2 separate regions of the Homo sapiens genome follow, and region 1 is linked to region 2. A link is a contact called in ENCODE Hi-C or POLR2A ChIA-PET data. All regions are on one chromosome and are shown on one strand. Each heading gives the region's core, a stretch centred on a gene start or an enhancer-like site at or near the end of the contact. The rest is flanking DNA. Distances are from core to core; before and after follow the strand shown. Region 1 overlaps TMEM53 (transmembrane protein 53). Region 2 overlaps ERI3 (ERI1 exoribonuclease family member 3).

Region 1 (4,450 bases), core at 962-3,461, 420 kb after region 2:
AGCTTGCAACTTTCCCAGACCCAGCGGCTTCCTAGCAAAGTGTGGTAGAGCCAGGCAGGCCCCTAACCTCAGCTCCTCATCTGGCTTCTACCTCAGACTCCCAGGCAATGGGGTCAGAGGAGCCTCTCTGAGTGAACTGCCAAGTGGGAGCCATGTGAATGGTACTTTACACTGTAGGGCTTCGCCCTGCTGGAGCAAAGATCATAGCCCCTATCCGCAGCCTGACGCTACCCCTGACCGATATACCTTCCCTCTGGCATCTCCCCACAAAGGTCACCTTCCATTCAAGGAATCAAAACTCAACTCTGGTAACAGGCACAAAGTTTCAGTTATGCAAGATGATGAAGTTCTGAATTATGCAAGATGCAAGACTATTCAGTTCTAGAGGTCTGCCGTGCACATAATCTCTTAAATTTTAAGTATCGTACACACTTACAATTTTGTTAGGTGATCTTGGCCAGGCGCGGTGACTCATGCCTGTAATCCTAGCACTTTGGGAGGCTGAGGTGGGAGGATCACTTGAGCCTGGGAGGTTGAGGCTGCAGTGAGCCATGATTGCACCATTGCACCCCAGCCTAGGTGACAGAGTGAGACCCTGTCTTGAAATAAATAGATAAATAAATAAGTAAAGAAAAAAAGAGAGTAGGTCTCATATTAAATGTTCTTACCAGAGTTTAAATTTTAAAAAATCAACTAGGGCTCACCCTCAACACCCCCCTCCATTTGTCAACCTCTACAGCCTGCATGCCACAGGAATCAGCAGCCTGACTGTTGCACTTGTCCAAACACAACTGACTGCAAGGCTCCCACAGACACATGCCCAGGCACTCCTGCCCCTTAGGATTCTGTGGTAAGCAGACCACCAGCAGACAGAGGCCCCCAGGAGACAGGCCCATAGGAATTTTCTACTTAGGGGACCGCAAAGTCCCAAAGGGCTACAGGGAGTTGAACGAGAAGAGTGCCCGACAGATTGCAGGTTGTGGGGAGGTGTCAGGCATTTATTTCTGGAGCAGAGGTGAGATGGAGCAATGGCCTCAGCAGCGGACGCAGTTGCGCATGAAGTCGACACAGAGGCTTGTGTAGTAAGTAGGGTAGTCACGGAGGTGGCTGACGTGTGCAGATGACACGAAATCCACAGAACGCGCCAGGACCCGGCGTGCCAGGCGTGCCTCCACCATGCGTTCTATGTCTCTGGCCAGGACTACTTCGTCAGCCCTCGAGTAGAGGTAGAGCTCGGGCCAGCGAGAGCCCGCGTCCTGTAGCCTGTCATAGAAGTGGGTGTGGAAGAGGGCTGTGATGGGAGCAAGCAGGACGTGGAACAGGACGACCACCAGGGCAAAGGCCACCAGCAGCAACAGGCGCAGCATGGCGGCCCGGCGCTCCAGGATGGCTGCCAGGGCCCGCAGAGCCCCTACCAGGTTGCTGTCACCAGGAGCGCTGTCAAAGATGGTGCCCACCACACGCAGGCGGCAGAAGCGACGGGTCTGCAGGAGCTCCAGCACGTAGCGGTACAGCATGACGCCACCGTTGCTGAAGACATGGAAGAGCAGGGGCTCCTTCTCAATCTCATAATCAAAGAGCAGCTCGAGCAGCTTCTGGGCCAAAACACGAAGTGAAGGGATACCCAGTGACTCGGAGAAGAAGACCATGTGCCACGGGGCTGTGTATCGGATTACGATGCAGCCCTGGGGAGAGAGGCCTGGTCAGTCCTCACAGATGAGGTGGGGGTAGTGGGTACAAGCTAAGGTCAGAGGGGCCCAGCAACCCCAGCCTGTAGGACATAGGCCATGGGGCCCACAGCGTCAGCAATGCTCTGGGTCCTGCTTCAGCCTGAGCCCACCAGCCCGCTGCCCACAGACACAGGTGCCTTCTGGGCAGGGAAGGTATACTTAAGGCCCATTTTTGGACTAATTGCTTCATGCTGGCCAAGCCCTCTTGGCCTGGAGTGGTATTTGAGGCCCAGAGCCTGAAGCATATACTGGAGACACCTGGGCTGACCAGAGGAAGTCTCTTTACTCTGGTTCCCTCCTGTCTGTGCCCCGCACTCCCATCCTAGGCCTTGCACATTTGGGATGGGGCCTCACTGCTTGGCTATACCCTGTCCCAGCACCTCAGATCTGCACTGTCCCTACCTCCCAGACAGAAGTAGTACCCCCATGAGACCAGTACCCGAGAGCTGGCCTGCAGGCGCCAGCCCTGACCACCAGAGGCCACTTCTGAGCCAGGCCCACATCACTTTCATCACTGGTCACTGTCACCTTCCCTCTCTCCCAGGCTCCTAAAAACAGAGTCCATACTCTCTGGACTCAGGGACCTGACACTCAAATGTCCCTGGTTCCCCGGCCTGGGATCACTCCTCATATCTGCCCTGAAATTCCAAATACAGTAAACACTTGTTCCTCGAATTCTATAATCTGGGCCCAAACTCCCTCTAGGTTTCTATATTCCTCACGCTTGGGCCAAGGGTGCCACAATCTCCACACAGGTCCCCTTCTAGGTCAGTTAGAAAAGCCACCATGCCTGGCTCCTAATCCCCTCTCATCCTCCTGTTCAGAGACAAAGGGCCCTTTGTCAGGGGAATGTGACTTTGGAGAGTGCTGGGGTCAGACAGGTCCGGGTTCAACTCCTGGCACCACTATGTATCAATAGTAAGAACAAGGAGCAGCTTACTACTTTCTGAGTCTGGGTCCCCATCTATAAGATTACGGTGAAATTGGGATAACACCCACCTCATAAGGTTATGGGTAAAATTAGATGAAAAAAAATGTATCTCAAATGATCAAAGCAGTACCTGACACAAAGTAAACTCTCAACCAACAGCAGCAGTAATTAGTGATGTGGTAGTGACAAGGAGAAAATCGTATGGCCACAGTAGTTAAATGACCCATGGCTAAACAGGGATGGTCAGCAGAGGTACCTTGCCATCAGCCGCCTGACCTCCTAGCCCTGGAGTGCCTAAGCATCCCTCCCAAGACTCTGAAGAGGAGGCTGCTTAAGGCCACCCACATTCTCCCAAATGCTCAAATCTGACAGAGGCCTTTCAGTCCCCACTGTATGTTTCTCCCTGGCAGCATCTGGAATCACACACTCCTAGAAATATTATCTTGCAGCCCAGTCTCTTCAATAAGCCAGTAACATGAAAAAAGGGGCTGTTCTATAGCCTGGACGACATAGGGAGACCCCATCTCTAAAAAAGAAAAAAAAAATGGTTGGGCACAGTGGCTCACACCTGTAATCCCAACACTTTGGGAGGCTGAGGTGGGCAGATGACGAAGTCAGGAGTTCGAGACCAGCCTCACCAACATGATGAAACCCCGTCTCTACTAAAAATACACAAATTAGCCAGGCGTAGTGGCACATGCCTCTAATCCCAGACACCTGGGAGTCTGAGGCAGCAGAATTGCTTGAACCCAGGAGGCAGAGGTTGCAGTGAGCCGGGATCACGCCATTGCACTCCAGCCTGGGCGACAGAGCAAGACTCTCTCTCAAAAAAAAAAAAAGAACAACAACAAAAAAAATACTAGCTTGGCGTGGTGGTGCATGCCTGCAGTCCCAGCTACTCGGGAGGCTGGAGGCAGAATGATTGCTTGAGCCCAAGAGTTGAGGCTGCAGTGAGCTATGATTGCACCACTGCACTCCAGCCTGGGTGACAGAGTGAGACCTTGAATCTAAAATCAGGTGGGGAGGGGAAGAGTTCTGGATTTAAAAGAGCCTTAAGAAGAAACAAAATAACTAGATGCAATGTGTGATCTTAGATTGGATCCTGTTTGGGGCACATCCGCTGTAAAGGATGCTTTAGGGACAATTAGGGAATCTGAATATGGACTGGAAACTAAATGAGATCAAACAAGAAGGTGGAGATCATGATCTGAAAAAAGCAGGATACAAAGCAGTAGATTCAATAGGTCTCATGTAGGTAAAGAGAAGATATACCCCCCCAAAAAGCTGGAAGGATATACACTAAGTGTAAATAGAGGTCATCTCTAGGTGCTAGAATATGGTGTTTTTGTTTTGTTTTGCTTGTTTTGTTTGAGACAGGGTCTCACTCTATCACCCAGGCTGGAGTGTAGTGGCACGATCACAGCTCACTGCAGCCTCAACTTTCCAGGCTCAGGTGATCCTCCCACCTCAGACTCCCAAGTAGCTAAGACTACAGACACGCACCACCGTGCCTGGCTAATTGTTTCAATTTTTTTTGTGGAGATCAGGTTTCACCATGCTGTTTAGGCCGGTCTCAAACTCCTAGGCTCAAGTGATCCTCCTTTCTGAGCCTCCCAAAGTGCTGGGATTACAGGCATGAGCCACAGCATCCACCTTGTTTTCTTTTAAATAATAAAATATTAGAGTTTTGGGTTGGACTTTTTTTTTTTCTCTACATTCATCCTGTCCTCCCTATTGGAAAGTCTTCCTTTCCAAGACTACCCCTCCCCCAACCCTGCAACCTCAACAC
Region 2 (5,098 bases), core at 923-3,422:
CTCTGCTCTTCTCTCTTGGAGCCAGGCAGCCAGCACGGAGGCAGCCTCGATAACTCGCTAACGTGCTGCCCATGCTGTTCTTAAAAATTTATGACTGTGCACCATGAAAAATCCAGCTGAGGAGCCATCATTAGCGGTGCTGCCTCCCTCCCCCACCAGAGCCACCCTCGTAAATTGAGATTTATGGCTGCGGCAGGCGGGGCGGGGGCGTGTGCAGGCAATGAGGATGTTGTGGGGGAGACAGGGAGAGACCAATGAGGCAGCCGCGGGGCCAGGGGCTCCCCCCTGCGGCAGCTCCGGTTTATCGCAGGCTGCAGTGATAATCCCTGCGGAGAGTAAGGGCCGGCCTGGGTGTCAGCGCAGGGCTAGATCCCGCCTAGCAGTGGGACGGGACAGGTCGGGGAGGGGCCTAAACCAATCACCGGCTCCTTTCGGTGTATAGGGCCAGATCTTGAGGTGCCAGGTTCCAAGCAAAGGCCTTTAGGGAAGAAGCATCATCGTTGCGGAGATCACAAGGCCTGGCCACCGGAGTCAGCTTCTCCCACCAGAAGCATCTGGGTTGGGCTGACTGTCCTATCCCAACCCAAGAGTGACGGGGAGGCAGGAAGGATGCCTGAGAGCCTCCTCTCCCCTTCCTCTGGTAAGATGGGCCCATGGAAGGGATATTCACAGCGAGAGTATAGGACTGAACCCCATCACATAGCCTCCCCCCACAGAGGCCAGACTGGGGCTGAAAGGAAAAGGAAGTGATCCCACAGCCTGCATCTACCCTGCAGGAGGAGGGGAGGAAGAGTCCCCTCCTCCTCCTCCCCTGCTCACTTAGCCCTGTCAGCCAGGCCATTATGAAATTGGGGTTTCATTTACAGACTAATTAAACATTACAGCTTGTTCACAATTACAACGCGGGGATGAGGGAGTAACTAATTACGGAAGAAATGAGCTAACATTTATCTCTGCTCCCACCCTCCCTCTCCCCACTGCTGCCCCCTCCCCCCCCCAATCCAGCTTCCTCCCACTCCCTGGTCACTACCAACTCTCTAGGCTTATTTCCTAGGGTGGGAGACTGGAAGGGGCCTGGTAACCCCCAGCCCTGGACATAAGATCTAACTGCTATTCTTAGCTATTCTGGGAGAGGGGCTTAAGAACTCAGGGCCCTGTGGCAGGGGACAGTAGGTGCTTATGTGCAAGACCCTGTGGGTATGGCCTGTGATGGTATGTGTGGCTATGATATCTGGTGTGGGGGTCTGCTTTGGGGTGTGTGACACTGCTGTGGGGCTGCAAGACTCTGCATTATCTCCATCTTGTGGCAAAAGGTCTTGATGTGACTGCTGCAGATCACTGTGTGATGGGATATGAGTGTGAATGAATCACACCCTCAACCCTCAGCCCCAGGCCAGGATAGAAAAGAACTAAGCGGCTGCAGGAGGTGATGGTTAATGCAGGCCTGGGATATGGCCCCTAGAGCCCAGAGTCCAGAGCCCAAATTCCTGCTGGGAGGCCCCATTCACTCTCCTGCCTCAGAAGCAAGAGGGGCAGGGTTACCCTGCCCTGGGGCTCAGCTGGCCTGGCCTTGGCCTCTTGCCAGATGTTCCCTCTGGGGCCCAAGGAACCTCCTGGGGGCCTGGGGTGCCCCCTGTGGGCAGGAATCCTGGGGTCTGGCTGGCCTGCCACAGCGTTTAATAATAGTAACAGTGAGTGTAAGCGTTTCCATCCTTCCTGTCTTTGGGCAGAAGAAAGGAAAGAGGAGGGAGAGGAGGGAGAGGAGGGAGTGGAGGGAGCCGGCTGAAGGGAGGCTTTGAGGCCTCAGAACTCACATCAAACGGCAGGATCTGGGCCTAATTGTCTGACCCCTGCCCCTGCCTTCAATCAGCTCTGCGGCTCCCCGCCCGCCCCTTGCCTAACTAGCAGCCATGTTCTCCTCATTAGGACAAGCTCCCCTTGCACACGTGTCCCTGGACATGTCTCCAGCACTCCCAGCTCCCAGCCCTGCCTGGTGGGAGGGTACAGCAGGGACCCAGTTTTGGAGGGGCCTCTGGGACAGCTATACCCTCAGCCACCACAGCAGGCTGGCTTGGGCTACACCAGCCCCTCCTTGAGCTACATGGGCCTAGAGGCCGTGTGCTGGGACACACTTCTGCGCTGGCTCAGCTGCTGGGTACATTCTGTCCTCTGTGTGTCCTTCTTGCTACAGCCCAACTGTCTCAGACACACAGCTCCTGAGAGCAGGGCCTATTTGATTCCAGTCCCCTTTGGCCTGGTTCAGCCTGGCTTGGGCTGGTTTAGCCTAGTAGGAGGTTTGAGTCAGGGTCTGTGTTCACAGGCTAGTAGCTGAATGAACTTCTCTGCCTACGGTACAAGGATGGCTCTCTTAAATGGATCCAGGCGTGGTGACATGTCGCGTGTCTGCAGCTGGTGGAATGGAAGGAAAGCAGTACTCGTGGTGGTGAAGAACTCCAACCCTAGACTAGGAGAGATATGTTCAAATTCCTGCTCTCTCACTTCCTTGCTGAGCAGCAATCGGTCATGACAACCTTCTGGACCCTCAGTTTCCTCACATCCAGTAGAGATGACAGCCCTTATCACGGGGTTTGAGAATTCAATGAGAGAACAGATATAAAGCCCTCTGTACTAATACCTGGCCCTCAGCAAATGTAGAATGACACTGGTGTGATTCAGACCAGACCAAACAAATTCCCCTCTCTGCAGGCCACAGGCCCCACTTTGCCCAGTGGGGCCTAGGCCTGGTCAGTAGTGTCCAGGATGGGAGGAGCTAAGAGGAAGGGTCCAGAACCCTGCAGAAGGGTAGGGGCAGCCCCAGGGGGCACAGCTAATACTGAGGACAGAGCACCTATGCTGGAGCCAAAGCATAGGGAGGGATGTCCCACAGTAGCTGCAGGTGGAAGGGCAGGGCCCAGCTTAAGGAATGTCAGTTGGCATTAGGTCAGATGGGGTAGGTCAGCAGGGCTGGCCCATGAAGTGTGGATTGTCCCATGAGTACTGTGGGCCTGAAAGGAGGGGCTGCTGTGAATGCCACTGGAGTGAAGGCTGTCTGTGCCACTCTAGGGATTGATTCTCAGGGTACCAGGAACTGGGGGAGGGGCTGGCCTGGTCTGGGCCCTGACATTGTCTCTCACCTTAAACCAGTGGTAATGACTTGCAAATATTGATGAAAACACAAACTACAGATATTGTGTTTTCAGGGAGTGAAGGTGGGGAGAGGGGATAAGGAGGAAAATAAACTGAAATGAAGTCCGGTTATCTCCCATCTGTGGCTGCTCCTAATCCCCCAGCCCACAGGAATCCAATGCAGTCCCTTATCTGCCCTGTCAATCACTCAATCACCGCCCAGTGCTTGGTGGGCACCGCACGCCCTCACACACACTCAAACACATGCTCACACATGCACACACATGCACACACTTCACTGACTCTTGCTCTAACACTCCCACCCACCCCCAGCCCATTACTCCTCTGAGTAGGAGCAGCCAGCACGCGGGTCCTGCCAGATGGATGCAATTTGCATAATATCAGCAGTGGAGGCTGCAAGATCACCAGGGGTCAGGGCGCTGACATCCCCGCAGAGTCTATCTGCAAGTGCTAATTTGGCCGGCATTGATCTGTCTTTCTGATTTCTTTGTCATTTAAGTCTGCGATGGTTTGACAGGAGATACAGAGAGAGACAAGGGGAGGCGAGGCCGGGGCCTGGGGCTAGGAAGGTGGGGAAACAAAGATTGTACTTCCTAAAGAATCAAACACACATAACACATACATACATACATACATACATACATACATACATACATACATACAGGAGAACCTTCTTCCATCCATCTGTCCATCAACTCACCCACCCATCTAGTCCATCAACTCACCCATCCATCTAGCCATTCTTCCATCTATGGTTGCTACTGAAGAACAGTCTGGTGTCTGGCAAGAACCAATTCCTCAGATGTCTCTGGGGCTCCAAGGGGGTCAGCTCAGGAAGGAAGGAGCCAGCACCCTCTCCCCAGGCACTATCCAGGCAGGCCAGTGCAGACCCTGTCAATGATGGGAGAGTTAACCCTTCTCATGACCATCCATCTCCCTAGCTTCTCACTTTCTTAGGGCCACACCAGAAAGAACTGGATGGGAGGGGGCAGTAGTGTACAGTAGTACTGTGCTCTGCCCTTCCCCACAAGGCAGCTGGGCTGACTCCTCCCCTCCCAGCCCTGAAGGTGGCCAAAGCTGGGGGAAGCAGGCAAGGTACCTCTCTGGAAGGACATCAAGGTCTGTAGAGGCCTCACATCAATGCATCACCACTCAGGTCATCTGAAGCCCAGAAGACTTCATGAATCTCACTGATTCTGAGGCTCTCTAGTTGAGCCAGAAAGTCCCACATCCTATCAGATCTAAATGCTACCTCCTAAACCCTCAGCCAAGGTCCTCACATTCTTCCTTGCCTTGAGTGGGGGTCCCCCACAGGAATGGGGACACTGCCAGGCTAGATGTCATGGAGAAAGGGGATGGGAGGAGAAGACTGCAGCTCTGGGAAGCAAGAACCCTCTGCAGAGAGGTGGACACGGTCACTCTGTCAAGGGATGCAGAGGGGCTTGAGGCTTCCCAGAGGTGCAAGGCCCCCTCCCCCAGGCCACAGTGGCTCTATCTTGGTACCACCCCCTTTCCTTGCCTATGGTAGCAGGAATAGGGTGATCAGAAGGAACTCCCTGCTGGGCAAGACGGGGGCTGGCGTTTGGTGTGTGCTAATCCTGGGCCCGAGGTCTTCAGAGGGACCCGGGAAACTTCAAGGAGGGAAGGCAAAGCTGTACTGCAGACGAGCTCATTAGCCAGCACCCCCCGCACCCCCCTCAACGAGGAGGAGGGCGGGCAGCCCAGTGAGCGTGGCGGCAGAGGCGGCAGAGAAAAGGCTGTCACTGTCCTTTCTTCCTTTTGGTACAAGCGTCTCCCTGAGCCGACGATTCTCCCGCAGTGACACCTCTCATGGGCACTAATGAGATCTGTGTCACAGAGCTAATGCGTTCTGACTGGACTCTTGATAGACACCCCACTCCTTCAGGGGAGACCACAGGCCAGCCCACTGCCCCCCTGGGGCCCAGGCCCC

The links. Hi-C counts contacts between places; a loop is a spot of excess contacts on that map. ChIA-PET counts read pairs that join two places held with the same protein, here RNA polymerase II (POLR2A). Pooled maps may share reads with other maps.
Region 1: a pooled map shows a loop between it and region 2 (6-fold over the local background). The contact joins two enhancer-like sites. A Hi-C loop is called at or near these places in 6 of 168 maps with a recorded cell type or tissue (IMR-90, aorta, body of pancreas and 1 more) and 9 of 50 pooled maps. POLR2A ChIA-PET finds 5 or more read pairs at or near these places in 4 of 52 experiments (AG04450, BJ, Panc1 and 1 more).

The regions. Positions count from the first base shown.
Region 1 is chr1:44,653,525-44,657,974 of GRCh38, forward strand. It overlaps TMEM53 (transmembrane protein 53), which reads right to left. Exons shown (of 3, transcript NM_024587.4): 3 at 1-1,685. The coding sequence ends at 1,035. Among named protein-coding and RNA genes, the nearest start is that of SNORD145, 15 kb to the right of the region's middle. Within about 2 kb of position 2,212, at least 2 of the 41 ENCODE cell types and tissues checked have a DNase peak (open chromatin) inside an H3K27ac peak, as active enhancers do.
Region 2 is chr1:44,238,043-44,243,140 of GRCh38, forward strand. The region is part of intron 8 of ERI3 (ERI1 exoribonuclease family member 3); the gene reads right to left. ERI3-IT1 (ERI3 intronic transcript 1) reads right to left here. Exons shown (of 4, transcript NR_110056.1): 2 at 3,873-4,038. Among named protein-coding and RNA genes, the nearest start is that of ERI3-IT1, 3.7 kb to the right of the region's middle. RefSeq lists enhancers at 1-634, 2,045-2,673, 2,674-3,302. Within about 2 kb of position 2,173, at least 16 of the 41 ENCODE cell types and tissues checked have a DNase peak (open chromatin) inside an H3K27ac peak, as active enhancers do.